Regions from separate parts of the Mus musculus genome. Here all the other regions are linked to region 1. Evidence: chromatin loops called from intact Hi-C (ENCODE). Cell type or tissue: left cerebral cortex. All regions are shown on one strand.

The links. A loop is a pair of places that touch in the nucleus more often than their neighbours do. Peaks named below come from ENCODE experiments on the same cell type or tissue, not always from the same donor. Only the 100,000 strongest peaks of a DNase experiment are listed, where the experiment ranks them.
Region 2: a loop joins it to region 1, with 5 times the contacts of the local background. A loop is called at or near these places in 7 of 42 quality-filtered maps.
Region 3: it touches region 1 in a loop (7-fold over the local background); 4 of 42 quality-filtered maps call a loop at or near these places.
Region 4: it touches region 1 in a loop (4-fold over the local background); 4 of 42 quality-filtered maps call a loop at or near these places.
Region 5: a loop joins it to region 1, with 2.4 times the contacts of the local background. A loop is called at or near these places in 6 of 42 quality-filtered maps.
Region 6: a loop joins it to region 1, with 9 times the contacts of the local background. A loop is called at or near these places in 12 of 42 quality-filtered maps.
Region 7: a loop joins it to region 1, with 2.7 times the contacts of the local background. A loop is called at or near these places in 2 of 42 quality-filtered maps.

What each region holds. Positions count from the first base shown.
Region 1 is chr2:78,866,858-78,870,857 of GRCm38, reverse strand. It overlaps Ube2e3 (ubiquitin-conjugating enzyme E2E 3), which reads right to left and starts at 1,811. Exons shown (of 6, transcript NM_009454.2): 1 at 1,453-1,811; 2 at 180-401. The coding sequence starts at 373. In left cerebral cortex, a CTCF peak has its summit at 1,645 (motif pointing right); DNase peaks (open chromatin) are centred at 261, 820, 1,667, 2,255 and 1 more place; H3K4me3 peaks cover 2,583 bases; H3K27ac peaks cover 2,339 bases.
Region 2 is chr2:78,924,444-78,928,443 of GRCm38, reverse strand. It overlaps a transcript of Ube2e3 not described here. Among named protein-coding and RNA genes, the nearest start is that of Gm37004, 46 kb to the left of the region's middle. In left cerebral cortex, no CTCF peak of the experiment used is centred here; DNase peaks (open chromatin) are centred at 636, 1,886 and 2,180; H3K27ac peaks cover 1,854 bases.
Region 3 is chr2:79,452,611-79,456,610 of GRCm38, reverse strand. Neurod1 (neurogenic differentiation 1) reads left to right here. Exons shown (of 2, transcript NM_010894.3): 1 at 1-60; 2 at 1,563-3,974. The coding sequence starts at 1,574. The coding sequence ends at 2,647. Among named protein-coding and RNA genes, the nearest start is that of Neurod1, 2.0 kb to the left of the region's middle. In left cerebral cortex, a CTCF peak has its summit at 2,480; DNase peaks (open chromatin) are centred at 1,329, 1,584, 2,237, 2,595 and 1 more place; H3K4me3 peaks cover 3,675 bases; H3K27ac peaks cover 2,893 bases.
Region 4 is chr2:79,253,042-79,257,041 of GRCm38, reverse strand. Itga4 (integrin alpha 4) reads right to left here and starts at 1,616. Exons shown (of 28, transcript NM_010576.4): 1 at 1,186-1,616; 2 at 743-864. The coding sequence starts at 1,382. In left cerebral cortex, CTCF peaks have their summits at 1,527 and 1,731 (motif pointing right); DNase peaks (open chromatin) are centred at 936, 1,489 and 1,712; H3K4me3 peaks cover 1,475 bases; H3K27ac peaks cover 686 bases.
Region 5 is chr2:79,638,054-79,642,053 of GRCm38, reverse strand. Itprid2 (ITPR interacting domain containing 2) reads right to left here. Exons shown (of 18, transcript NM_080558.4): 3 at 2,748-2,797; 4 at 1,852-1,908; 5 at 53-92. Among named protein-coding and RNA genes, the nearest start is that of Itprid2, 4.6 kb to the right of the region's middle. In left cerebral cortex, a CTCF peak has its summit at 1,946 (motif pointing left); DNase peaks (open chromatin) are centred at 2,840 and 3,286; H3K4me3 peaks cover 1,292 bases; H3K27ac peaks cover 833 bases.
Region 6 is chr2:78,047,232-78,051,231 of GRCm38, reverse strand. Gm52519 (a long non-coding RNA gene) reads left to right here. Exons shown (of 3, transcript XR_003953861.1): 2 at 1-151; 3 at 3,332-3,521. 4930440I19Rik (RIKEN cDNA 4930440I19 gene) reads right to left here and starts at 55. Exons shown (of 7, transcript NR_108098.1): 1 at 1-55. In left cerebral cortex, CTCF peaks have their summits at 1,798 (motif pointing left) and 2,714 (motif pointing left); DNase peaks (open chromatin) are centred at 1,807, 2,384, 2,627 and 2,912; H3K4me3 peaks cover 1,136 bases; H3K27ac peaks cover 991 bases.
Region 7 is chr2:78,720,606-78,724,605 of GRCm38, reverse strand. No RefSeq gene overlaps it. Among named protein-coding and RNA genes, the nearest start is that of Gm39865, 28 kb to the left of the region's middle. In left cerebral cortex, no CTCF peak of the experiment used is centred here; DNase peaks (open chromatin) are centred at 973, 1,591 and 2,066.

The sequences.
Region 1 (4,000 bases):
AGAGTCGATAGTTGCAGGGAAACTGCGTGGCTATACCACACACAGAATGACAGCCCACTCAAGTTCACATACGTTTGATGGAGAACTATTTCTGAACTATTGCCACTGAAGTTAAGCCAGCAAAAGCCACCAATGGGAAGGGGACCTGACCGTGTGAGTCCTCCCCTTGTAGACATTACCTTTTAGCACTAGTGGATAACTTAGCAGTCGTTTTGCTAGAGAGTTTGGTGTTTTTCTTCTGCTGGGTGGCAGAAGGTTTTCTTTCTTCCTGTTCCTCGGGCTCTGGAGCGGCAGGGTCTCGCTGATCTGCATCTGAACTGCCACTGCTGGTGCTAGGGCTCTCATCATCCGACCTTTGCCTGTCACTGGACATCTTGGTGAACTTATCTCTGGGAAAACTTCTAAGGAGAGAAGAGACCCATGGAGAAACATTAGATCTTTAAAAAAAAATAGCAGCATGCACTTCTCAATAAGCACCTTTGAGAGTATTTTATTGAAAAGGATTCGAAAGTCCCTGTACTTAGGGTGCAGCACGTTACAGGGAATCTGATACGTATCATAATTTATAATGCAGGCGTTGAGGGATTTACCAAAATGCAAGTTGGAAAACCCACTCACATTTTTTTCCCATCCCTTGGACAATCTATCAATTGTCTACTTTCTCAGAAGGCATGAAACAGATTTGCCAGGGAACTTGGGCAACGGGCATTAATAACATATGACAACTGTAAATAACAGATCTCGCCGAGAATGTTCAGAAGTCACTAATACCGTCTAAATATTTACAGGCTGACACCGGTCTGAGCGATCAAATCCTCCTTCCCAGAGGAAAAACATACCCCGTTAGTCGCCCATATGCTTATTTACGGTGACGGGGTCCTCCCGTGCGCACCGAAAGCCTTTGAACACAGCACTCGAATTTAAAAAAAAAAAAAAAATCAACTGGCAGCCGCCCCACAGCCGTCCCCACGGCCGGCGGCGAGGATTCACCGGGCCGAGCCCGAGCTGCCACCCGGGGAAGGGCAGGCTCCAAACTGCACCTTCTGCAAAGCTCCCGGTGCCATCGACGTTCCCCGCTCAATTCCTCCCTCACCGACCGACATTTTGTTATTTTAAAAAAAAAAAAAAAAATCCGCAAAGCGGCCAAAACCCCGAGGGCAAAACAAACAAACAAACAAAAGCCCTCCCCCACCCCCCACCCCCAGAAGTGCAACAAATTGGCGCGGCCCGCCCCGGGGCGAGCACTGGGCCACGCAGCTCCGCGGTCCTTTGTGGGGAGGGCCGCGCAGGGGACCGCGCCACTGCGCCCGCCCGCCGGGGGATGCGGGACCCGCCGCCCCGCGCCGCTGACTGACTAGCGCGGCGGACTGAGGAGCGCGGCGCCCGGCGCGAACAAAGCTGCCGCCCCCGCCCCCGCCGCCCCCCACGCGGGCCCCGGCCCCGCCGCCTTACCTCGGCCGCCCGCCCGGCCCGCTCGTGCGCCGCTACGCTGTGGGGGAGGGAGAGCGCCGAGGAACCTTCCTTGAGGAAATGGAGGCAGCCTGGGGGGGGCACCGGGGGGGCGGGAAAAGAAGCCGCCGCCGAGGCTCCGGCCCGGGAGTGTGGAACATCGAAAGTCGCAGGCGGCCGTGCAGTGCCGCGCTGCGGCCGGAGGGTGGCGCCGCCCCGCGCTCCGGGAGCCACGGTGGGGTGGGCGCTCTGCCGGCCGAAGGCGAAGGCGCAGGGACGCGGGAGCCCCCCGCGCGCTCAGCCTCCCGCCGCTGCGCTCGGCTCGGCTCGGCTCGGCTCCTCCCGGTCGCGCAGTCAGCAAGTTCCGAGCGAGCGGGCGGGCGGGGGAGGGGCGGGCGCGGCGGCGCGCGTGCTCGCTGCTTGCCTGGCGGAGGGGGCGCGAGCGGCTCCCGCGCGCCCCCGCGCGAGCGCGCTCCCGCTGCGCCTTCTTTTTTTTTTTTTTTCCGCCGGGTGGGGGGTGGCGGGCGGGGGGTGGCGGAGGTTGGGGAGCTGGGGGGCGGGGGGGCAGATGCGCACGCGTCCGCCCGCGCGCGGCCGGGACAAAGAGCGCGGCGGGGACCGGCGGGCTGGCCCCTGCGCCCTTGGCCGCCGAGCTCGTACTGGAAGAGGAGGACGAGGAGGCGGGGGCGGGGGCGCGGTCTCGCGGGGCCGCGGGTGGCTTCCGGCCTGAGCCCGCCTCCGGGCCGACGCTGCCCAGTGGACTACCCGCCCCTGAGGTTAGGGGCCGGCGGTTACCCCGGGAATCCCGTACCTGAGCGAGAACCCTGGCGCGTGACTGGGGCTTCCCCGGTGCCCCGAGAGGCAGGCGATGAATGGTGTTATTGAGGAGGCCAGGCACGCAGGCAAAGGAAAGCTGCTTCTGGCCCCTCTGAGCTGAAGGAAGTAGCAAGGTAGAGTCCTGGGCTTCTGAGCGAGGTGAATAGGATTTTGAGACCAGGGGACCTACCTCGGCTAATCTCTGGCTCCCGTCCTGCAATGGCGCTGCCAAAAGGGGACTGCCCTCTGGACGCTTTGGAAACTTACAAAATCCCAAACTGTGTTTTAAATGTCCCGCTCAAGATGTAAAAAGTGGAGTGAGGAAGTTTAGGGGCAATAACCCGATGTGTCTGGCGGCGGGCTCTGCTTTGCGAGAGAGAGAGAGAGAGAGAGAGAGAGAGAGAGAGAGAGAGAGAGAGAGAGAGAGAGAGAGAGAGAGAGAGAGAGACCACTTCTGGATAGAGAAGCCATGGAGGGACTGACTCTATATGACACTGTCCTCATTAAAAGTTTTAGATAGGAATCAGGAAGGTTGCTGGTTTACTCCTGCCTTGCTTTTTGCGGAATCTTCCAAGTGGAGTCCAGTTTTGCCCCAAGCACAAAATAGACAGAAGTCCAGAAACTTCCTGTTTGCCGCTCCTGAGACCATGTTCCAGTGATGGAACCTCGAAGGAATTTGTGCATTCCTCTCTCAAGAGTGTTCAGGGCCAGGGGTCCTGGGAGGAGGAGTTCACAGAAGAAACTAGAATGGCGGAGCCATAAGACATGAGCCAATGCTCAAGAGAAAGGAAAATGAAAAGAAGTGAGCCAACATACTATTTTTCCTCCAAATAGAAGAGCTTTGGTAAAAAAAAGAAAAAAAAAATACTCGAAACTATAAATAAGTCACATCTGTAACGTTTCAAAGATACAGATTCAGTGAACTTACACAAGCGAGCTATATCCTGGTATATGCTAAGCACATAAACTGCTTCGTGTGTCCAGAGCCGTCTCCTTACTCCCTCCCCGACAAGAGCTCTGCCAAGTGACTGGAAAGAGACCCCATTATTGACATTCACCTGGATGGGGAGAAGGGTGTTCCAGTTTGAACAGAGTCATGTGTGAAGAGGGATAATGGTCTGTTTGTGGATCAATCCCCCAACACTTCGATTTGACAGAATGAAAGGGAGCAGATGGGCAGGGTCTGAATCAGACATCTCCCAACTTTACATTAAGTAACACTCTTAAGTAACTTTACATTAAGTAACAGACACTGCTTGAGTAGCAGGCAGCCAGTGTTGAGTCTGGGCATTGTTGTGGATGCAGCTTGGCTGTGTGTTAAAAGGTGAGAGGCTCAGGGAAATTCAATACCCTAGAAATAGCCTGAAGGCCCAAAGGCTAATTGTTAACAAAAAGTCCATGAATCTTTGGCGAGTTTGGTTTCATGGAGCCCAGATCGATGGAGTATTTGGGAACTACCAAATTCTTAAGCAGTTGGGAATGCACTTGTTCTGCTCAGTGTGTAGTTGGTCAGAAAGCAAATAGATAAAGACTAAGAAATACTGTATTACAGGAGAAAGAAAATGAGATTGGAGAGTGAGAGCAACTGTGTACAAAGTAGAGAGGTGTCCTGTGCTAGGTCCACAGGACCTAGAGAGGTGTCCAAATATGTGACAACCTTTATGTAATAAAAGTTTCTTTAAAGTTAAACAACTGAGTTATTAATGCAGCTCAGAGTTGTGGTGATGGGCTTGAA
Region 2 (4,000 bases), 58 kb before region 1:
TTGAAAATACACGAGGAAAAAAATACACTGAGAGGATATAACAATCTACAAGTCAAAATACAAAGGGATTGCCAATTTTAGTTACCAAGTTACTGGACTTCAGAAACGCTAATGGATCTGTGACATGCCCTTCTATAAACACAGACTTGAGAGATTCTGTTAGCTGAGATCCTCCAGCCCAGGCATATATGGAGAGTGCAGTCTAAGTAAAGTATCCGAGAGGCACTAGGGGGAATAAACTGAAACAGGGGTGGGGGCACTTTGTTCCTTTAAATCACATCAGTAATATATGAACATTTCAGTTTACCGTGAGTTTAATGAACGGTTCCCTTTAAGCCTAGGTTTTGTGTGCACAATTAAATAGAAGCAAGCACTTGCTAGTCTCACTAGAAACACCATTATGACAGAACAAGTGATACATGCCGACTGATACACAGGACTTAGCCACCGACTAGGTACTTGTCTACTCACAAAGTCTCATTTTAGGAAGGTGCTTATACATAGTTAAATACGGTTTTATGTAGTTTGAGTCATTGGAAGCTAAGACTTCCAAATACTCAGAATCTGAGGGAAGAAAAGTACAAAGTAGCCCACTCATCACTGAATTATTTTGAACTAAACAGAAAGCTCAATTTTAGCACTGCCAAATGCTCTTAGGTACAGACAGCAATGTGCCACCTCACCATCTGTTTCAAAGCACCAAGTGCACATTTAAACTATGAATGTGCCTAGCAAAGGTGTTTAACAGAAAGTTACACATGCTAGGGTTCACAGGGTTACACACATCAATGTTTAACTACTCCAAGGGAAGTACAGAGATGTCAGAGAATCCAAGGACTGCAGTGTTATTAACAGCAGTAAGCCTTGAAGAAGAGTCTGGAGATTAGCAAGTATTCACAATGTATCACTGTCATTAGTTTTTTGAGCAAGTATTTGCAATGTTGCCGGTAGCAAAAGTGACCCTTGAATTTCACTGCAAAACAAACATCTGGGGCTACTGAGCTCATGGATGCTGCTTCATTACAGAATGGTACAGTGACAGAAAGCAAGGCTTTTGCAGAGTGTAGACTTCACCTGTTCAAAACCAGGCAACCCCTGAAGTCATGAATTAAGAACTGCCAGATGGAGCTTGTATGGGGGAGAAGTGTGAAGGATGGATTGGAGTCTGTATAGACAAGAAGGTATTCTTTCAACAAGGTTCTTGAAGGTAAGGGATAACCAAGCACTGGATTTAAATAGGGCTAGAAAGGAAAAAGAAAAAAAAAGACTCAAAATTCTTTGGAAATATGGAAAATAGGGCAATTATCAAGTTGCCTCTGTAGGAAATATGCTAAAGAATAATACAATTAATTTAAGAGGAAAATAGGCATCACCTATTTAAGTTCAGACAGAACATTTACATGAGCTTAAAAATGAACGATTACAGCAAATAGTAGCTTTCTTTTTCTCCTTTGGTGTCATCTCCAGGCAAGCTTGGACCTAATCATAGACTTGAACAAAGCCACACTTGTTAAAGTCAGCTATGCAAAACTGCCCTAGGTAGCTAACGAAAGTGGCCATTTGAGTCCTGACTTGGCTCCTGAATGCCATCTGATGCAAGGAAGCCATTCCAACATCCCTAAAACTCCAGGTCCTTCCACACTCCTGGGTTCCTCACTTCAGCTTCTTTCTGACGCAGAGTTGAGTGCTCCTTTCCTGCCCTAGCAGCACCCATCCTGCAGACAGCCTTAGCAGACAGGCTCGGGTATTTTCATAGTGCAGACACTCCATCTTCACATTAGAGTCCTGAATGCACAAGCCTAAACCAGATAGGATTGCAACCCAGCAGATCTATATAGGTCCACTGTCCCAACACACCCACTGCACTTAAGTCAGGCACTTCAAAACCAGACTGTCAAAAATAAAGCTCTTAGCCTCTTCCCAACCCTGTTCCCTCGGTTCCCTCAGAACTATATTCTTCTGGTCTGCTCAAGTCCCACACATTGGTTCCTTTTCTACATCACACAGTCCAACTTTATCAAATACTGTTAGCTCTACCTTCAATCCAGACCCAGGGATTTCTTATGAAGAACACTGTCACCCAGGTCAAGGCCACTGATAGCACGTATCCAGTCTCCTAACTGCTCTCAAATTTTGGTACGTGTGTCCTCTCCTCTTACAGCTTCACTCTCCCACTCAGCCTAACAAACCTAAATCATATCTTGCATCTTTGGGTGGAAAAACACCCTCCAAGAGCTTTCCATTTATGAGAGCCAAAGCTCATGCAAGACCTGAAAATCTGTTCATCTAGCTCCCCTTAACCTAGTGCCACCTACTCTTCCCCAGAGCTCACTACTCCTGTCTCACACACACACACACACACACACACACACACACACACACACACACACACTCTCTTCTTGAATTCTTGAGTGCTCTCATGCCGTAGCCTTTCTTTTCACCTGCCATCCCCCCTGGGACACTCTTACCCAGCTTATCTCTCACATCACTTTTCTGCCCAAGTCTTTCCTGGCTACTCTCAACTGAGACTTGGTTTCTAAAGAAGCAGTTTTATTGGGGAAGTAAAGATAACACACAATCTTAAACAACTAAGTTGTACAAGGCTCTGAAAATTCCTTTTCATGTCTTTGAAGCCTTGGAACCCTGATTTATACACTACTCATTCCTAAGTGAAGAGTGACTTCCTTCTTCCTCCCCACACCCACTCCCTAATTCCTTTTCCTGCTTCTGTTTTCTGCATACCACTTTCTACTTAACAAATACTTTCTTTCTCATTAGAACTCCGTGTTTAAGGATGGGGTACTAAGGATAGGGGTTTTCTGATACTTCTAAGAATCCAGAGCAATACTTATTTTCTGAAGTACACAAATAACAATGTATTGACTGAGTAAAATTAATTTATTTCTAAAAGTCTCATTAATGTAGATGATACACACAAATAAAGTGTAATATGCATTTTAAAATGTGCCATTAAAAAACGTTTTCATATATACTATATAGTAACTGTTACCACTGGAGATTTTATATATATAAAAGCTTCACTGTTTGGTAAAAACACATTGTGAAGGCCAGTGTTCCACTAACAAGGAAGCAAGCAGATAAGGAGATGAGCAGATCACTCACTCTCTACTCGCTTAGTCCTTTATATTCCACACAACTTATTTTTCATCACTTTATAGGTGATAACAGAAAGCTTGACATAATGTCCTCAATCTCACATCACTAGAAAACACTCGACTTCCCTTACATTTTGGGGGCCTTGTCCTGTCAGGCTTCTGACAGTGCTGGCACTGTTCAACTACCCACTTCTCAGTGGGTTTACGTCCTGACCGTATTGCATCATGGTGGGCCCAGTTTGCTCAGATGATTTGAATGCTCATTTGTAAGTGAGATAACTAGAATTAGGGAGTCACCTTCCAATTAAGACTTATTAGAACAACACTGAGCAACAGAGTAAAAAGAAGCCCTTTGTTTTGTATGTTATCCCATTTCCCTCTTTCATAGACCATGTAAATAGGGAATTTCATTAACAGCTTTCAACATTCAAGAGTAGCTCCCTCATAGAGAGCAGCACACAGCATATTATATACTTTTATGTAGCTCTTTTGCTTAAAGTATTTTTGTTAAAATAATTCCCCAAAGACCATCCTTTCCATTTTTCCTACTTTCTTAAAATACAGGTACAGTCACGAGTCTCTTAACAAAGGCAATATACTCTGAGAATTCGAGGACAGCTCTTCACCACTGTACAAATATCAGAGTACACTTACACAAACTTGGGCAGGTAAACTAGGCTACTTAGAAACTAAGAAACACCATTGGTAGATTTTACTCATCAAAATGCTAGCACACACTACACAAGCCTACATATGCTTCTTCGCAACATTTTTCTTTTTACCAGTAAAAGGGAATTAAGAAGATACCAATGATAACAGGAAACTGTGTACAGTCAGAATGATTTCTGGTATACTGATGAAGCTTTATAAGATTAATTTATTCT
Region 3 (4,000 bases), 590 kb before region 1:
AAGGTGTCCCGAGGCTCCAGGGTTATGAGATCGTCACTATTCAGAACCTTTTAACAACAGGTAATTATGATTCCTATTTTTTACTCTCCCGAGAATAAAAGCAATAATTGAAGAGCTGTACCTTGGTACTTTGCATGCGCACATTTGTGGAGTCGGTTGTCCCTATATTTGAGATCAGTGTCCCTCCTCGTAATTGCCCACAAGTACTCGCACGTAATGAGTCCCAGCACTCAAGTACCCCCTGCAGGCTTTCTAATTACATTTAATTTTTAATAGTATAGAAGCTTTTAGAATGTTTGGGGAGGGGAGTAACTGTAATTATTTGTAAGCGGTTATTTGAAAGTCCCCAAAGCAAACAACCACTTCCAGTTCTCACTTATTCAGGGGAGAAAAGGAGAGAAAGAGAAAAACAAAACAAAACAAAACAAACAAACAAAAACACCTGCTGCCCATAGTTTTATTTGGTGTACAGATATTTAGGCTCATCGTGCATATGAAACTATCTATTTCAGGAGAATGTAGTACTGGAAAACCGATTGGACTCTGAAATAGCTTAGCTGAAATGTAGGGAGAGGGGGAGAAAAGGAAGGAAATTTTCCTGCTACCTGTTACTGTCCCAGAGGCGGCCAAGTCCCCATGCTGGGGCCAGACATTCAGTTGTTTTACTAAAGGCTTTTTACAGTTCTTATGAGAAGCAGCACCTTCACCATTGCCAGTCGCTGACCATTGTAATTACTCCATCTTTTAAAGGGAGGTTTGAGGCGAACTTTGAAAAGCCCCAATAAAGAGCGGGCGGCCCTTTCAATGGGCTGTTTATTAGAGAGGAGCCTTTTGCACCTGATCCCCAGCGCGTGGGAGAGCCTCGCCTGGGAGCCAGAGCTTTTGTACAAGGTGGGAATTTAGCGGGGGCGTGGGGGGGGGGTGGTGAGGCAAAGAAAGAAAGGCAAGAGAGGGATGGAAGACTTGTGCCCACTTCTGTGGCCAAATGTGTTGTCGATAGGAAAATAATTTGATGGAAACTACCTTTCCTCCTCTGTGCATTGGCTCTCCCTTCCATATAATCTTCTTTAAAAATTGGGGTCAGTGCTAGGAAATTACGTAATGGCTTTTCAATTTATTTAAACCTCTAAGTAGTGCGAAGCCAGAGCAGAGATGAGTTCAGAGTATTCCATTTCCAAACTCATCGTTTTTGTGAGTTGGGAGTGACTTGGGACACAGTCAGAAAACCATGCACTCTGTACGCATTTCCACACAGGGCACCTGGCCAGATAATTGCCCTGCACACAGTTGAGCTGATCACTAGGAAAGGCACCCATAGCCACTCATGACAGGCCTAGTGGTACCTACTACGCAGCACCGAGGTACAGACACGCCAGCATGAAGCACTGCGTTTAACTTTTCCTGGAGGCATCCATTTTGCAGTGGACTCCTGTGTATTTCTATTTGTGTGCATTTCTGTAGGATTAGGGAGAGGGAGCTGAAGGCTTATCCAGCTTTTAAATATAGCGGGTGGATTTCCCCCCCTTTCTTCTTCTGCTTGCCTCTCTCCCTGTTCAATACAGGAAGTGGAAACATGACCAAATCATACAGCGAGAGCGGGCTGATGGGCGAGCCTCAGCCCCAAGGTCCCCCAAGCTGGACAGATGAGTGTCTCAGTTCTCAGGACGAGGAACACGAGGCAGACAAGAAAGAGGACGAGCTTGAAGCCATGAATGCAGAGGAGGACTCTCTGAGAAACGGGGGAGAGGAGGAGGAGGAAGATGAGGATCTAGAGGAAGAGGAGGAAGAAGAAGAGGAGGAGGAGGATCAAAAGCCCAAGAGACGGGGTCCCAAAAAGAAAAAGATGACCAAGGCGCGCCTAGAACGTTTTAAATTAAGGCGCATGAAGGCCAACGCCCGCGAGCGGAACCGCATGCACGGGCTGAACGCGGCGCTGGACAACCTGCGCAAGGTGGTACCTTGCTACTCCAAGACCCAGAAACTGTCTAAAATAGAGACACTGCGCTTGGCCAAGAACTACATCTGGGCTCTGTCAGAGATCCTGCGCTCAGGCAAAAGCCCTGATCTGGTCTCCTTCGTACAGACGCTCTGCAAAGGTTTGTCCCAGCCCACTACCAATTTGGTCGCCGGCTGCCTGCAGCTCAACCCTCGGACTTTCTTGCCTGAGCAGAACCCGGACATGCCCCCGCATCTGCCAACCGCCAGCGCTTCCTTCCCGGTGCATCCCTACTCCTACCAGTCCCCTGGACTGCCCAGCCCGCCCTACGGCACCATGGACAGCTCCCACGTCTTCCACGTCAAGCCGCCGCCACACGCCTACAGCGCAGCTCTGGAGCCCTTCTTTGAAAGCCCCCTAACTGACTGCACCAGCCCTTCCTTTGACGGACCCCTCAGCCCGCCGCTCAGCATCAATGGCAACTTCTCTTTCAAACACGAACCATCCGCCGAGTTTGAAAAAAATTATGCCTTTACCATGCACTACCCTGCAGCGACGCTGGCAGGGCCCCAAAGCCACGGATCAATCTTCTCTTCCGGTGCCGCTGCCCCTCGCTGCGAGATCCCCATAGACAACATTATGTCTTTCGATAGCCATTCGCATCATGAGCGAGTCATGAGTGCCCAGCTTAATGCCATCTTTCACGATTAGAGGCACGTCAGTTTCACTATTCCCGGGAAACGAATCCACTGTGCGTACAGTGACTGTCCTGTTTACAGAAGGCAGCCCTTTTGCTAAGATTGCTGCAAAGTGCAAATACTCAAAGCTTCAAGTGATATATGTATTTATTGTCGTTACTGCCTTTGGAAGAAACAGGGGATCAAAGTTCCTGTTCACCTTATGTATTGTTTTCTATAGCTCTTCTATTTTAAAAATAATAATACAGTAAAGTAAAAAAGAAAATGTGTACCACGAATTTCGTGTAGCTGTATTCAGATCGTATTAATTATCTGATCGGGATAAAAAAAATCACAAGCAATAATTAGGATCTATGCAATTTTTAAACTAGTAATGGGCCAATTAAAATATATATAAATATATATTTTTCAACCAGCATTTTACTACCTGTGACCTTTCCCATGCTGAATTATTTTGTTGTGATTTTGTACAGAATTTTTAATGACTTTTTATAACGTGGATTTCCTATTTTAAAACCATGCAGCTTCATCAATTTTTATACATATCAGAAAAGTAGAATTATATCTAATTTATACAAAATAATTTAACTAATTTAAACCAGCAGAAAAGTGCTTAGAAAGTTATTGCGTTGCCTTAGCACTTCTTTCTTCTCTAATTGTAAAAAAGAAAAGAAAAGAAAAAAAACCAACAAATTGCACAATTTGAGCAATTCATCTCACTTTAAAGTTTTTCCTGCTCGCTCCCTAAAATAGAAACCAGACCCATAACACTCAAGAGGATGAAAACCGAAATGCATTCCTTATCAAAACACATCAATTCATTACTTGCACAAGCTTGTAAATACATATTATAAATAAATGCCAACACACACTCCTTTAAATCAAAAGCTGCTTGACTATCACATACAATTTGCACTCTTTCTTTTTAGTCTTTTACTTCTTTGAATTCCATGATTTTACGGAGTGTTTGAAGATATTGATGTTTCCAGAAAATATAAATGCATGATTTTATACATAGTCAAACAAATGGTGGTTTGTCATCTATTCATGTAATAAATCTGAGCCTAAATTTATTCAGGTTGTTAATGTTGGGTTTTTATACCTGTGTAGTCAGTTAGTACAGTAGTTTAAATAAAATTCAAACCATCGAATTCATAATTAGAACAATAGCTGTTGCATGTAAAATGCAGTCCAGAATAAGTGCTGTTTGAGATGTGATGCTGGTACTACTGGAATTGACATGTACTGTAATCTTGTTTGTAATCCTGTGTATTATGGTGTAATGCACAATTTAGAAAACTCCCATGCAGTTGCAATAAAAATAGTATGGAAAATCAAAACAATTGTTTCATTTCTTTCGAAAGTG
Region 4 (4,000 bases), 390 kb before region 1:
ACATGAAACTTGTCTCCTCTGCCGTCAGCGCACATTTCTCAAGTTGCTGAAAACCTAAATAAAGACAGAAACGAGGGCTGAAAGACAGACCTGCTTTACAGGAGAATTTGAGGGGAGGAAAATTAGTAATTATATGTCAGACCTCCTATATTTATGATTTTAACAAAAGGCATGCTGTTTTTTTCTTCCCATTCTTTTATGGTAGGTAGTGTCATTTTTAAAGGAAGGGGAAGAAAAATCCCTGGGCTACATGGTGGGATATAGGCTAAATGGTGAGATATAGGCTACATGGTGGGATATAAGCTACATGGTGGGATATAAGCTACATGGTGGGATATAGGCTACATGGTGGGATATAGGCTCAATCAAAGTTTCTATTCCTGATGTGCAGCTCACGCTAGAACAAAGTTGAGAAGTTGGGTCCTCAGCCAGAGAGGGGTTTTAAGGCTTTGAAACAGATTTTACACATGGAAGAGTTCTAGGACTGGTAGAAGGTAGCTTGCCAGAAGCCACCCTATGAGACTTCCCCTGAAAGAGGTTTGGAAGATACTGAGATCACATACAGTTGCAAGCAAAGGAGAGGAAAATACTCTCAGGAGCAAGCTGGCATGGGGTTAAAATTGAAAAGCTTGTACTTTAATCCAGAAGAGACCAGCATCATAGTGTCTTCCAGGACTTGCCCAACAGTGGACCCACGAAGGGGAGAAAGTTCATTATGTCTTGTTTTGGGGACCCAACTCACCCAGCTGGAGCTGTTCGCAGGTCTGGTTTGGATTCTTTCTGATCCCGCATCTGTAAATCGCCCCAGGATTGACCACTGAGGCATTAGAGAGCCAGCTGGCAGTGGGAGCCCCCACGATGAGCCTAAAGCAAGAACCATGCAAGTTCGCTCAGACGTGAACCAGTCTGCCCACCCACTCTGCCCCGTGTTGGCTTGTGACAGCTGTGCAGTGGTCAGCAAGGGAAGTGGCACCCACCTCCTCTTCCCATGACTGGAGACCCAGGACTCAGGAGCACCCTGGGGGCTGCCATCCCAAGATAAGTTAGTTCCAAGGCTCTCCAGTGAGGCAGCTGGCTGAAGCCAGGTCTTTCTCTGACCTCCCAGGAGGGCGGAAAGTTTGATTCATACAAGGAATCCCAGAGGCGGAGGCGCTGTGACATGCCTCTTGGGGAGGGCGCACTCACCAGCGCTTCGACCCGTGGCTGTGCAGCACCACCGAGTAGCCAAACAGCGTGCCGGAGGGGCCCTGGTACAGCAGTGCATTCTCCGGGTCCAGGTTGTAGGAGTGCCCGGTTGGCACCCCGAAGTACAACAACAGCATCACCGCTTCCCGGAGGGCGATCCCTCGGGACCTCGGTCTGCACCTCGCTTCCGCAGCCATGCGCTCTTGGTGGAGAACATTCAACACAAAACGGCCACTGACCAGAGTTGCACAGGATGCGACGGTTGGCCAAAGAGAAGAGCGCCCCAAGAGATGAAGTGCAGCAGCGTGTCCGGTGCTGGCAGGCGACAGGGGCGGAGAGAGGGACGCCAGAAGAGGAGGGGAATTGGTGGCCACAGGCGGAGCGATCGTAGTGGCCAGGGATGCTTCAGGCTCTGGCCCACGCCCCGTTTCTGTGGCCCCGGAGCCAGGGGCCGGGTGCTCCTAGGATCTGGGTGGGGTCCTGGGTGTGGTGCAGTGGCTCACAGCCTGGCCTCCCTCTCCCCAACCCGATCCCCATCCCCGCCCCGCAGCAGCTGTAGGGGGCGCTAGGGGACCTAGGTTGCATGGACTCACACCCTGGCAGACATCACACACAGTGGCTCTGGCTTCTGGGGCCCAGCAAAAATAACCCTTGGGGGAACACAAAACAGATCAGGGGATTCCCTTTTGAAAGTTGGCTAAGGCTTGATGCCTTGCGGGACTTCACCAAGTGACTGGCCTCCAGGGCCAGTCCCAGTGGCCAATAATTTGGGAACTAAGACTGTGGAGAACCTTCCAGAACTTCCTCTGTCACTTATGTGCTGTGTAGCATACAGAAATTACACAGTTTGCAAGAAGCCAAAACTGCTGCCCCCCCCCCCTCCCGCCCCAGCCCTATTGGAGCATTTGGTGACAAAAGTATATGGCTAGTCTCTTCAAAACTCCCAGGCCTGCAGCCTTTTATGCAGGCTTCCTTCCTCTCTATACACTTCCTCTTAAATAGAGTCTATACGCATGAGCAAGCCAGGCAATAGCCTAACACAGAAAACCCAGGCAAGCTAAGGAAATTCTGTGACTTGCCTCACTTAGCAGACTCCACCCCTTGCTCACTTCTTCATAACTAGTCCCCATGTACACACTCAGTTACCCCAGGACATACCTACCACCAGATGTGTAGACACAGCCTAAGACAAGGTCATAACAGGCTTCTAAAAAGCCACCAGAGATCAGAGTCACAGCACACCTAAGCCAGGAGATGGGCCTCTGCTGAACATACTCCTTGTGTGCTGCTTTTCTTTTTTTTTTTAATTTTATTTTATTTTTAATTTATGTCTTACACTCCATATTCCATTCCCTGCTTTTCACGCTGGAGCAGGAGGCAAGTGCTGGTGAGTGTTAGCAGGTGAGATGCTGGCCCTCTTACCTTTGTTGCAAAAAAAAGACAAATGACAAGAAAGAAAGAAAGAAAGAAAGAAAGAAAGAAAGAAAGAAAGAAAGAAAGAAAGAAAGAAAGAAAGAAAAAGAGAGAGGGAGGGAGGGAGAGAAAGAAAGAAAGGAAGAAAGAGAGAGAGAGAGAGAGAGAGAGAGAGAGAGAGAGAGAGAGAGAGAAAGGAAGGAAGAAAGGAAGAAAGAAAGAAAGAAAGAAAGAAAGAAAGAAAGTCCGTGTCTGCCAGTTACACCAACAGAATCACAGGCCCGCAGCTGTCGCTGTTCACTGAGTCAGATCATCTCATGCAGTGGGCAGCCCCCAGTCCTCGAAACACCACAACAAATCAGCAGGATGCCTGGAGGAGCACCCAGCAACATTTTTGGCCTGATAGTAGAAAAGAAAAGTTCCCTACTCCATAAAGTTTAATTGTTTGGGAACACTTGAAGAGAGCTGGAAGGCAAGGATCGCTGAGTTGGGCTCCACACACTCTGAGAAGAGGCACGAGGGAGGAGCCGGTCAGCCTGGTTGAGGGACTGAAAAATAAAATAGCACGTGCCTCCTGAGCCCCACAGGCAGGGAAGGGATGGTGAAACTCTGGTTGGCACTGATAGCTGTACAGTGGCTAATGGGCAGGTCCTCATTTCTATCATTCAGATTACAATTTGCTACTTTTCCAGAAGTATTATTCAACAAGCCAAGACAACCCTCCTTCCTTCCCTTAGGACTTGAAAACAGCCCTGCTGCTAAAAATCCCCTCCCATTGGGGAGATAGAAACAATGTCTACCCCTTGTGCTAACGTCCCATTGGCAAACCCAGGCATGACTCTGAAATTCCTTTCCTCTGGGGAACTGTCTTAGTTAGGGTTCCTATTGCTGTGACAAAGCACCATGATCAAAAGCAACCTGGGGGAGGAAAGGATTTATTTGCCTTAGATATCCTGAATCATACTTCATAAGGGGAAACCAAAACAGGAACTCAAACTGGGCAGGAACTTGGAGGCAGGAGCTGATGGAGAACCCACTGTCTTGCTTCTGGTAGCTCACTTAACTGGCTTTCTTATGGTGCCTAAGAACACCAGCCCAGGGTGGAGGTGGTACCACCCACAGTGGGTTGGACTGTCCCACACTCTATCATTACATGAAAAAGAAAAAAAAAACATTTAAAAAGTCCTACCGGCTTGCTTGCTTGCCTACAGCCCACATCTTATGGAAGCAATTTGTCAATTGAGATTTCTTCCTCTCAGGTGACTGTAGGTTGAGTCAAGTTGACATACCCAGCACAGGAATCTATATGTTGGTTGTGTTTCTTCCGAAGCATAAGTGAGAGTTACTTACTAATATGTGGGTTCTCTTTCCCAACACACCACACCTGGAAAACCAGCAGACT
Region 5 (4,000 bases), 770 kb before region 1:
TATGATCCCTTTTGACTTTTTAAGAAAGGAGCTGACCCAAACAAGTACATACCAGTTTTCAACTTGAGCATCAGGTTCATGTAGGTGATTGGCTACAAGTAATAAACAAAAAGACAGACAGACAGACGGACAAACAGACAGAGAGCACAGCTGTTAGAAGGAAATGGCATAGTTATGGAGAAGACAGGTTATCTACATCGTCATGGTTGGCTTGTTAGATATCCACTACTGAAACCACTGGACAGAGGGGCAATAACTGCGCCAGCAGCTTTTGGAGGTGGCTTGTACTTTCTGGCAATGCAAAACTACTTCTAGCCGAGTATTTAAAAATTAAGAAAAAAAAAATCTATAAATAATCAATTAAATTTCTGGAACCCGGCTGATGAGTAATGAGGGAGATGAGCAGCATATAGTGGTGTATGTAATGCTATTAAATTTCAAAGCTGTCAATCAAGAACATCTTAAAAGTAAAGGGACTGGGTGCCATTAAGGAGAACCACAGTATTCACATATTTCTTCTGTGATTTTAAAGTTAGTATCAGCCTTTAGAGGATAATGTGAACTGCTCTCCACCTTTCAATGTAACATTTCCTTTAAAAACTTCCTCTCAGCTTTAACCTAGATTAACAAGGTCAAAGCAAACAGAAGTCAAGGTTTAGAGTTAATTTCATCATAACTGTAGAAAAACAAAACAAGTAAGAGTAATAATCAAAATGTCTACTTCAGCAGTTGATTTTTTTATTTCTGATGTGCAAAACTGTGAGAAATGTTTGCTTCTTTATACTTCCTACCAATAATATCGTTTGATATCATGAAACCTCCCTGGCAGATATCAAAAGCATCAAATGCATTGCTTACAGGGATGCTGATGTACATCTCCATAAAGGACTGACAAGATTTTTAAGAGCATTGACTTGAAAGAAGGAAGTTAAGTTTTCAATTATTCCTTGAAAAACATATTGACAGGGATAATGAAAATATGCATACTATACTTTCTGATGCTAGACTGTTCTAAATAAGTAACTCATCTTACAAATGGAAATGCAGGTCTAAAGAATCAAGGACACTAAACTCAGTGAATAAATTCATTATATCATAAACTAAAACAAAAACCAAAGGGCTCAGTCATGGTGGCTGACACGTGCAACCCCAGTACCAAGGCGGCAAAAGCCAAAGCACCTTGACTGTGAGGTCAGCCTGAAGCTACACAGAAAATCCAAGGCCACCTTGGCTCCACAGTAGCGACCTGTCTCAGGACAAAGTAAACTACCTTTTATAATAACAGCAAAATTGCTATAAAGGAGAAAGCTAGCTTTATAGACTGGAAGCTCTACTGGCACCTACAAAGGATTTAATGACATACTTTTACAGTGCTGAAGCCGCTTGAAAGAGGCAGCAGCATAAGGATCCGACTTGTAACTCTATGTGGGCTTTGTCCTTTAATCTGTAACTGTCAGGGGTTAAAAGAGGGAAAATATCAGGAGAAAGACAAACCACAGCTCTAAGTGTGACATGAGTCTATGTCCCTAAACCAAAACGAAGCTTCAACTTAGTTTTTTCCTGCGTAAATATTTAAGCTCCCGTCTGTCTTTGGGTCAGTTTTCCTCTCATTTATATCACCATAGTTTTGTCATAAACAATTCCTCTGCACATTTAGGTCAGGCAAGATGGTATTTCACAGGCGTCCAGGCAGGAATCCTCCTGGGTAAGACAGTGAATGTGACCCACTGTCAAGGCCTTTATTTAAATATATCTCCAAGAGCCTTCGATTTGACAGTTCTTCCTTCATTTCTTAAGGTAACTAAAACTCCATAAAGATTAGATATAGATATAGTTCCTCAACAAACATACCTTCAGCTCCCAGTGACAGGTCATCTTCAAAGCTTCCTCCATTTCTCACAAGCACACCTAAAACAGAGGGTGAAAATTCAGAAACCACGCCCCCTGCTGTGCTGTTTACCACTAATCCCTGCTACTTTATGACATCATTAATTAAACAAGTCTACTAAGATATTTCACAAAACCTAGGAAAATATCTCAAACCTGACTACGCTGAAAAATTATTTATGTCATTTCAAAGAGCAAACAAGCCTTTTCTCTGTTGTAAGGAAACTAGGTTTGTGGCCAGGTAAATTTTCCAGAATTCGGGGTTCATACTTTATATTCCCTTATGCCTCTGAAGACATTTGATTAGAGAAACTACTTCATCAAAGAATTCCGTAAAAAACTAGGTCCCAAAGCAGCCATTCCTTACACCTTCACGGTATGTCAGGACCTCAAGCTATATTTTCCTCACACGGTGAATGCTTCTCCTTCACCTTGTCATCACCTGCACATTCTTGCTGTACTTGGAACGTGAGAATTTTGTCTTGCACAGGTGCAAAAATCCCAGGTGTGGTAATTTCAGTTAGCACAAGCAAAGAAATGCTACACTAAAGTTAACCTGGCTCGCTCACGATATATTTTCTTTCTATTGACATATCAGAGTCTGTATTTACTCCATCTTTATAATATCTAACTGGGCAATAAGAACATAAGGATGGCATTGTGAGGAGCTTCGGGAAACAAAGTTACTGAAAGCTACTTACTATTCTTTTATGACTTATGACAATATCTCCCCCTTTGGGCTTCTAGCTCACAATGGCATATTTTATAAACATGATCCTCACTAGTGCAATTCACACGACACTCTCAGCTAAAAGACGATGGGCGATTCTAACTTTTGAAGGAGGACAATGCTCTCTTACCCTTCGGCGTACCACTGCTTTGCTCATCCAGTGAGGCTCCCAGAGGGGTGCTGTAATCACAGGAACACAAAAGCCTCAGTCTCCTGAACACCCATCTGCAGAACTGTCCCTGGGTAGCCTCACTTGAGAATTATAGCTAAGCAAGCATCTTAATCAACTCAGCACTCCTCCCCAAACACCAGGAATGTGAGCGGCTTACATAAGTAATGTCCTTCTAACCCAGCAAATACCTGCTGTCAGGTCAGTTTACCAGCAATAACCTAATCACAGGTCTGCTCTGAGGCAATTAAGAGCTGGGATGGCCTTAGCATATGAAATGAATTGTTATTTTCTTTGCAAAATTAGAAGGGAGGGGGAGAGAAAGAGACAGAGACGGACAGACAGAGACAGAAAGAGAGAAGGCTAAAGAAACACTCAGTCCCTCCTACCAAAACAAGCCAACAAGAACAACAACAAAAATATAAAACCAAGATTAGAAGAAAGCGCCTTTTCAGTGGTAAGTAACTTCACTTAGTAAAACAAACCGGTTACAGGCGTCAGGAAGAGTTCTTAACTCTTGCCTGCCAGTGGAGCTGGCAGCTCAGAGCACAACCTAGGCAGCCTCGCCACCTCCACAGCCGCCTTTCCTCACAAACACAGGGAAGCCTGAGCATCTCTGTAACGTTTTAAACTCTAACAAGTACACATTCTCCTCCCGTAGCTTTGCAAAGTCCTCAGCTCCCCTTGGAATCGGAGTCAGGGATCAGCCAATACTGACTTTTCTCTCCCTCAAGTTTGTAGTTCAAACACGAATGTCTCCCAAGTTGTTTTCAAACACAAAGATATCTTTACTTTTCCCAGTTTTGTGACTTGCATCACAGAAATATTCTTGTATTCTGAAGGGTCTAGTCTGTGATACAGGCTTCAGTTTCTCAGTAACAGTTCTAATGATTTGCATTAGAAGTGGGGTGCATTCAGCTTCAACTACGCTGCTCAATGCCAATTACAAACGCAAGCAAATCCCTAAGCAAGGTGGTCCTGTGAAATTCAGTGCTTTTGAGACTGGAGTTGAAGAAGAATCACCAGCAAGTACCATATGGGCCCTGACAGAACTTCAATTTTAGGGTTTTGCAAACATTTCACATTTGTATCATTAAAAATCTTTTTTTCCCTCCTGGTAGCTCTTTCCTTAGTTGGGCCCAAACACTACAGTGGCCTGTGTCCACAGCTGCCCATGCTATTCTTCACTGACAGAAAATGGCAAGTAGGCAGAA
Region 6 (4,000 bases), 820 kb after region 1:
AATCCAAACAGAAATCCCAAAAGCTTGCACCTTCCTTAATACAGCTGGTTTGAGTGACATGAGGTCGCTCAACTTTGTCATAAACCCCCGCTGCCTTGGCCACGCCCACAGAAAAGAAGCCTCTGGAATCTAGGAAGTCGCGTGAGACAACGTGAGACACCATAGCCACTCCGTAGCTTTTGCTGTTCTCTATGACGTACCATTTAAAGGGGGGGGGGGGGGAGTCGGCAAGAATTTTGTAGGATAGGAGCATAAACTCAACAAATGAACCAAGTTAAACTGTCCATGGTTGGGCCCTAGCCAACTGTAATGTCAAACTGAAGGAGAAAGGCCCTTTGGCTCCCAATCCTTACTACACATTTCTTTCCTCCATCCTCTTTCTTTGGGCTTTCCAGCGCAAGCCTCTCAGTTTCCTTGGCTAATCTGCACTTATAGGGAAACTTGGTATGCTTTATGATGCAAGGGTTTAACAAGTTGCTTCTTACAGTAATATTTACATTTCAAGAAGTGATACTTGGACGAGCCTTGAGAGAGGACCAGAAGCTGGAGTTCCTGCGGGGTTGAACCCCGTCCGTGGGTGTCGAGAATTCAGCCTAGCATCATGTGTCCTTTCACACAACGGTTCAGCATATTTCATGTTTTATATGTTACAACTATGTTTCCTTCCAGGCTGCCTTTTTCTGTGGGAACATATATGGTTTTCTAGAACAAATATTTTTTAAAATTCGCATTCTAGGTTTCAAAACCTGGTTTAGTACAAAAAAAAAAAAAAAAAAAAAAAAATCTTTCCTTACAGAAAAATTTCAAACTCTGCTGAAAGACTTCAGGGTTGTCCAGGCAAACGTTTTCACTCTGCCTGATCAATATGAACAACTCCCCTCGCATCAGCACTAAGCTAAATGTTTTGCTGTCGTAGTAGCCTTTAAACTAGGGCATATAGCTGAAGGACCCCTGAGAGCATACAGCCAAAGGTATGGTCTTTGTACTTTAGAACAGAATAGTGTGGTTTCAGTCAGAATATCCCTCCAGGAAGTAGAAATATCTTCAATTTTGGGTTTGTGTTCTTAGCTTCAAGGGGAAAAAAAGGGGAAATAAAAGAAAAAGGGAGGAAGGAAGAAGTAGTTGGGGGAAGGGTGTGGGCACTTTCCATCATATGACAAACCCTGCCCATTGTTAATAACAGAACTGACCATGACAACATATTCTATCAAATTTATACTACGATATGAGACAGCAACCAGTTTCTCATTGAGGCCACATTGTCAGTGCATTTAACTCCAATGCATGTGGGTAAAATGGTCTCCAGAGCTTCCTGCCACTGGAATCACCTGGGAAGATTTAATCTCACCGATGCCCAGGGACTGCCTCTGTAGCCTCTGGGCATCAGAAGATGTCAACATTACTCCATGTGATTCCTGTGTGTGGGTACATTGCTCATCAAAGGACAGAAGACAGACATATTCCAGATACCTGTTTGAACTGGTTGACTGAGCCAGCTTCATTGGGTATTTAACCAATGTTCGCCTTTGTAGCTTCCCTACATCCCACATTCTGTGAAACGGAGGCAGAAGTGGCTCACAGTCTTACAGAGCAGCCTTCTGACCCATTAATCAGTAGGTTGTTCCCCTCTCTTTTTCCCTCTGTGGGCTCTGACTCATGCTGCAGTAGAGAAAAAGACAAACAGCCTAGTCAATAAATGACTACTGCTGTTGGATTGCCTTTCTTTGACTACAGTGAACAAGCCAGAAAGTGCCTTTCAGTAATACAGGAGCCGCTTAGGAACCAGGCTGCCACCTGGCGGCTTTCCTGAGCATTTCACTCTTCCTTCCAAAAGAAACGGGAATGACTAATCACAGCCTCCTCCTCATTTACACACTAGACACGGGCTCAAGGAGTCCTCTGCAATGGAGGCTGTGCTTCGAGGTGACACTCAGAATAAAACGGCAGAGGCAGCCCTTTCAAGAGGACAAGGAGGGCACACTGGCGTTCAAATACCCCACCCACCTGTTCACCTTTGAGGCTGTTCTTTGAGGGCTTTCAAGAGCGATGTCAGGTCAAACAGGAGGATAGGGATGGTTTGTGAAGAGCCCGAAGACCTTGTTTATGGTTTCTGAACATCAGGTCTACCTCGAAGCCTGGTGAAACTGCAGGTTGCAGTGGTCCAGCCCCAGAATTTCCAATTCAGGGGGCTTGGGAAGAATGTGAGGTTCTAAGGAATCTCAAATGATGCTGCTAGTCCAGAAATTGCACTTTGAAAGCCGCTGGATAAATCACCACTGATGAGTTAGCTGGCAATGGTCAGCAATCGGCTGAGGGCGTCAGCTTCCTTCGTCAGCACACAGGACTAGGAAGAAAAGGCATGCACGGGGCCTCTCACTCAGTTCAAAGATATTGTCTCTGTGGGGTCTCCCCTACATGTCCATGGAGAAGCGTAAGGGTATCAAAAATGTCAGGTAGAAATTGGCTAGGATCAGAAGTGGATAAAATGTCTCTTGGCTGTTTTGCCTAGAGTCCTCTGGGCTCTCTTGGGAAACATTGGGTAATCTTTTCCCTAAATACTACATCATCCCAATCCATTAGTTCAGCAGGAAGCAGACCTGCTTGACAAGCCAAAATAACATGCTGAGATGGATTTCAAAATGAAGATTTTATGGAGATATATACTATGACCGAAGAAAAACTAAGTCGTTTCCATTCTAATAGCGCCATCTAGTGGGAATTCGAGGATATTTGTTTTGCTCTATCTCAGTCAAAAATGGAAGTGGTTTACATATTTTGTGGCAACAAAGGGGTCCCTATCATTTGCTACTTTGGGTGTAAGACAGGAGAGCAGTAAGCAAAGCCAGAAGATTATGACTGTGTGAAAGAAGTTCTTTCAGCCACCCACATTTTCTACGAAATAAAGCCAAATCATCAGCTGAGGAACGTGGACAGACGTATGTTCACAAAGGCTTCTCACAAGTCACGTATCAAAAACAGTCAAAGCAGAGCAGTCACGTCACAGCACAAGGCATGGTGCTGGGTGTGTACAATACAGCTTCAAACCCCTAAGTACCACTAATCCATAATTAGATGAAGATACAGGGCCAGCTAACTCATATTCTGCATGAGTATACTAGTGATCAATGAACCGTACAGTTAGTTATACATGGTTGAATAAATCGAATTCTGTACTCTCTACTCTAGATTCCAGAAAAGGAAAACAGAAGGTGAAGGCAGAAATGCTAAGCCTAATTCTAAGAAGAAATCAAAAGGGGGATAATTGAGGATAGATAAAACAAAAATCCTATGTCCCTGGCCCATGAATGCTAACCAGAGAACTCTGTTGCAGATGATCTGATGGTTTAAATGTAACCATCTGTTGTAGTTAACCTTGACTGTCAACTCGATGGGATGGAGAATCATCACGGCATTTCTGTGGGGGAGTTTCTACATCAAGTTCACTGAAGTGGGGAGACCCACCCTAAACACAGGCAGCACCGTGACATGGGCTGGGGTGTAAAACTACATAAAAGGAAAGCCAACTAAACAGACAGCACTCATCCCTCTCTGCCTGGTACTGAGGATACACAGTGGCCAGCTAACCTATACTCCAGCCACCAACACCTCCTGCCCTGATGGACTAGACCCTCACACTGCAGCCCCAAATAAACCTTCTCTTAAGTTGCTCCTGTCATTTTTTTTCCCTGTAGCAACAAATAGAAGAGCTACCCTTCTGGCTGAGCCATGGGAACTTAGTAGAATGTTAATCAGAAATAATTTAAATTTTCTAATTACTTGATTGTTGAATTTGTGCTTTTCCATGCACAGCAGGCAGATGCGATGGGCATCTGATAATTTGTCAGATGGGTACCAATCTTATAGTCGTAGTCCAAGCATGTGACACGGGTGATGTAAGAGATCTGGCCTGCCCCTCTTCCTCTACTCCAAAAATCATGTAGTCTGGTTGCACAGTATGCATTTAGAATCTCTAATCAGAAAATCAGGAGTTTAAAACATC
Region 7 (4,000 bases), 150 kb after region 1:
CAGAAAACGTTTGAACAGATTTTAAATCTTTCTGCTCATTATCTTTGGAAAAATATACAAACTCACTCACACACATTTTTTTTTGCAAGGTGTCTGTTACAAGTTTTATGCTGTGAGGGGTACCTTTTACTCAATATGTTTCTAAGCATCAAAAAAAAAGTGACTCTACAAAATACAGAAAGATGAAGAAAAGGTTATGTGTATAGTAATTATTAAAAGCAGAAGCAGAAAAGTGTATGTTAATAAAAATATTTAGCTTGATAGGGTGCATGAAATTAAACTTGAGAAAATTCAACAGCATCAACATTCCGACACACTCACAGAGGCATTGCTTTGTTAAAGATGCTAGCTGTGAGAAGCCAGCTTTTCTTGTCTTGTCACGCAGGTGCCATTCATTGGAGTACATCACATTTCTGGAAGCTCCCAACTGTCTTCAAAGAGTTTATTCTACGCGGATGTTATTCCTCCCTCATCTCTATGCAGATAATATAAAATTAGAGTGCGGCCATCATGTAACGCATCATGGTGTAACAGGGGAAAGGTATAAAGGTGGACGAAAGCCAGATAATTGGAGAAGACTTGCTTCCAGTGCTAATTTTAGAAGTTTGCAATTAGCATTTAAGATTTGATGGAATCAATAGAGGCTTTTAACCAAGAGGACGACCAGCAGGATCGGAATTTCATTTTATATAATGAGTGGAGGTATCTCATGGAAAATGAACTTAGAAGAACAAACCAGAACCAGGGTGGCCAGGCAGGGGTTTGTTGCTATCCTTGAGGGGTCCAGTGTCTATCATTAGATGACTGCGCTACACCATGCGTCACCTTCCTCATGATCATGGTTACTGCTTAAAGTTAAAATGCAAGCTACGTGCATTGGTTTCCATAGTCTTGTTCTCCCATGCAAAGGCTTTCCCTCTGCCTCACCAAATCCCTTCCCACCAGATCTGAACACATCCCACTATCCTCTACCATGCCTGTTATATTTGGTCTGCTTCCCAGTGTACTCACACTCTGCCTAGACTGGCTCATGTTCCAGCCTTCACTGAAGGCTGGCTCTCCAGCAGCTGTCTTTTTTTTTTTTTCTTCCTCACACTGTTTTTTATTAGATATTTTCTTTATTTACATTTCAAATGTTATCCCCTTTCCTAGTTTCCCCTCTGAAAAATCTCCTATCCTCTCTCCCCTCCCCCTGCTCCCCAACCCACCTACTCCCATTCCTGGCCCTGGCATTCCCCTGTACTGGGGGAATATAGTTCATATTGCTGTTCCTCCTATAGGGTTACAGACCCCTTCAGCTCCTTGGGTACTTTCTCTGGCCCCTTCATTGGGGACCTGTGGTCCATCCATAGATGACTGTGAGCATCCACTTCTGTATTTGCCAGGCACTGGTAGAGCCTCTCAGGAGACAGCCTCCAGCAGCTGTCTTGAGTTGGCATGACTCTTCTTTCTCATCAAGTTGGGTGGGTCAAACTCCTCATGCCTCAGAGCCAAATCCAGACACAGAACTGCTCATCTTCCTTTTCTTCCTGTGAGGCTGATGGCTCTTTTTACAGCACCACCATATGTAGTGTTGTCACGAATATAAACGTTCTAGTCACTGTTCACATTCATTTGTACTTTAGCGCCTCCAGCATCTTTTCTCTATCACTATGCCGGTTACTATATGAGATAACACCACTCATCATTCACACTCCCATACGAAATCCTAGCTTCTCTTTGGCGTATTTCCTAGAGATTGAAACATTCCATTCTGCAGGGCTTAAGAGAGAAGGTAAACAACTCAAAATAGCTTCAGGAAGTCCCTAAAATGGACCAGATTCACTAGGCCCCTCCCTCCCAAGAATAAATAATAAAGACTGAGAGAGTAAATCTCAGACAAGCAAAGCTATAAAAAGATTCATAGATCAGCAGAAGTGCTTGGAAGAAGCAAAAAAGCCACTAAGACACCTGAAAGTCATTTAGACCAACGCAGTCACTTGGACAGGGCACTCTCCAACCTGTTGAACTGTCTGGAGACTATAGAGTGAGCTCCCAGTTTGAAAGTTTGCGAGCTCTCCTCCATGCCCAGAGGGACTTCAGTGATACAGCTATCTTTGAGTCATGCTTCTGCTGGTGACAGCATACAATGACAGGGACTGCCTGTAGTAGGCCGGAATGGAGACATCTCAGAAGACCGGGGCAGCTCCTTGTAGAAAAGGATGGCGTCTGGGACCCTGAGAAACAGAAGACACATCCCTCCAGGGGACCTGCCATCTGAAATAAGGGACATGCCTTCAGTAGGCCAGGATGGAGACATCTCAGTAGCCCATGGCAGCTCTTTGTAAAAAAAACAGTTGTTGTCTTATTTCTCCTAACCTTAGCCCTGGACAATGGCTGTATAGATTTCATTTGTGAGTGACTGCTTTTCAGTTGGCCTTGGTGTGCATAATTATTATATTATATCTGACTTTCTTACTTCTTTCTCCTTCTGCTTTGGTGAATTCTGTGAAACTAGATGTTCCCTGATGTAATGATTCTTAAACAATCAAAAATTGAGGCATGGGACACAGCACAGCACAGTCCTAAAGGCCCAGGTGCATGCTGTGTGTTCTCATCTTGGAAAAAATGTAATGACTGCACAGTGGTAGTTCCAGATTAATGCTTGACTTGCAAAGAAAGTTTGAAGAAATTATTAGAAAATGAAATAGAGTCAACATTGGGAACCCCAAGAAAGGAAAAAATTATTAAATAAGTTATGAAATAAGTTTTGTATAACATTTGAGAGTGGTTCCTAGATAAGCAAGCATAGAATATGTAAAATCTTATATTAGTAAAATTAAGTCAAAACATCAGGGCTCCTAGAAGAGTCATTGTGTGCAATGTTCAGAATCAGAAAGCTAGCGGAACTATTGAGTTAAAGGGTTACCTTGATTCTTTCTTTGCCTGGCAGCTTTGTCCATGTCATTGATCATTAGAGCTTCACAGGAAAATGCAAGTACCTGGCCTCAGAGCTCTGAGCTCTGAAGTGTAATGAGTTAAAGTTTAAATAATGATAGATTTGCAATTATTGTTATTTTGGCTATAGGCCTGGGAATAGGGATGCTTGAAACATTGGGGAACAATTGTAATTCTTGATTCTTTGTGTGACATGGTTTTTTTTTTTAAATTTGATTTGATAATGATTACACAATGTCTTTTTTTTTTTTTTTACCTGCTTTTAGAGTATCATTAAAAGACTGGAGCAAAGCAAGATTTTGCTGAAAGGACCCTGATATAGCTGTCTCGAGTGAGGCTATGCCAGTGCCTAGCAAACACAGAAGTGGATGCTCACAGTCATCTTTAGGATGGAACACAGGGCCCCAATGGAGGAGCTAGAGAAAGTACCCAAGGGGCTGAAGGGGTCTGCAACCCTATAGGTGGAACAACAATATGAACTAACCAGTAACCCCTGGGCTCTTGTCTCTAGCTGCATATGTATCAGAAGATGGCTTAGTCGGCCATCATTGGGAAGAGAGGCCCCTTGGTCTTGCAAACTTTATATGCCCCAGTACAGGGGAATGCCAGAGCCAAGAAGTGGGAGTGGGTGGGTAGGGTAGCAGGGCAGAGGGAGGGTATAGGGAACTTTCAGGATAGCATTTGAAATGTAAATAAAGAAAATATCTAATAAAAAAAGGGAGAAAAAAAAGACTGGGACAAGAGAAAGAAAGGCAAGAGAGCATGTAGAGAACATGTAGAGAGCAAGTGAGGAGTATGTGAGGTGAATGTGGAGAGTGAATGAAGAATGAGAGAGAGAGAGAGGGCATGAGAAGAGTGAGTGAAGAGAGAATGTGAGGCGTGATGGAGTGTATGTGTGAGTGAAAGAAGAGTGCATGTGGTGTGTGTATGTGTGATGTGTGTGAAGTGTGTGGGAGAGAGTAAAAGAGGAACACACAGAGGTGTGTATGAGTATGAGAGTTCAAGAAAAGAAAAGAGCACAGGAGAAAAGCAGAGAGCACAAGAGAATGCAGAATGTGTGCAG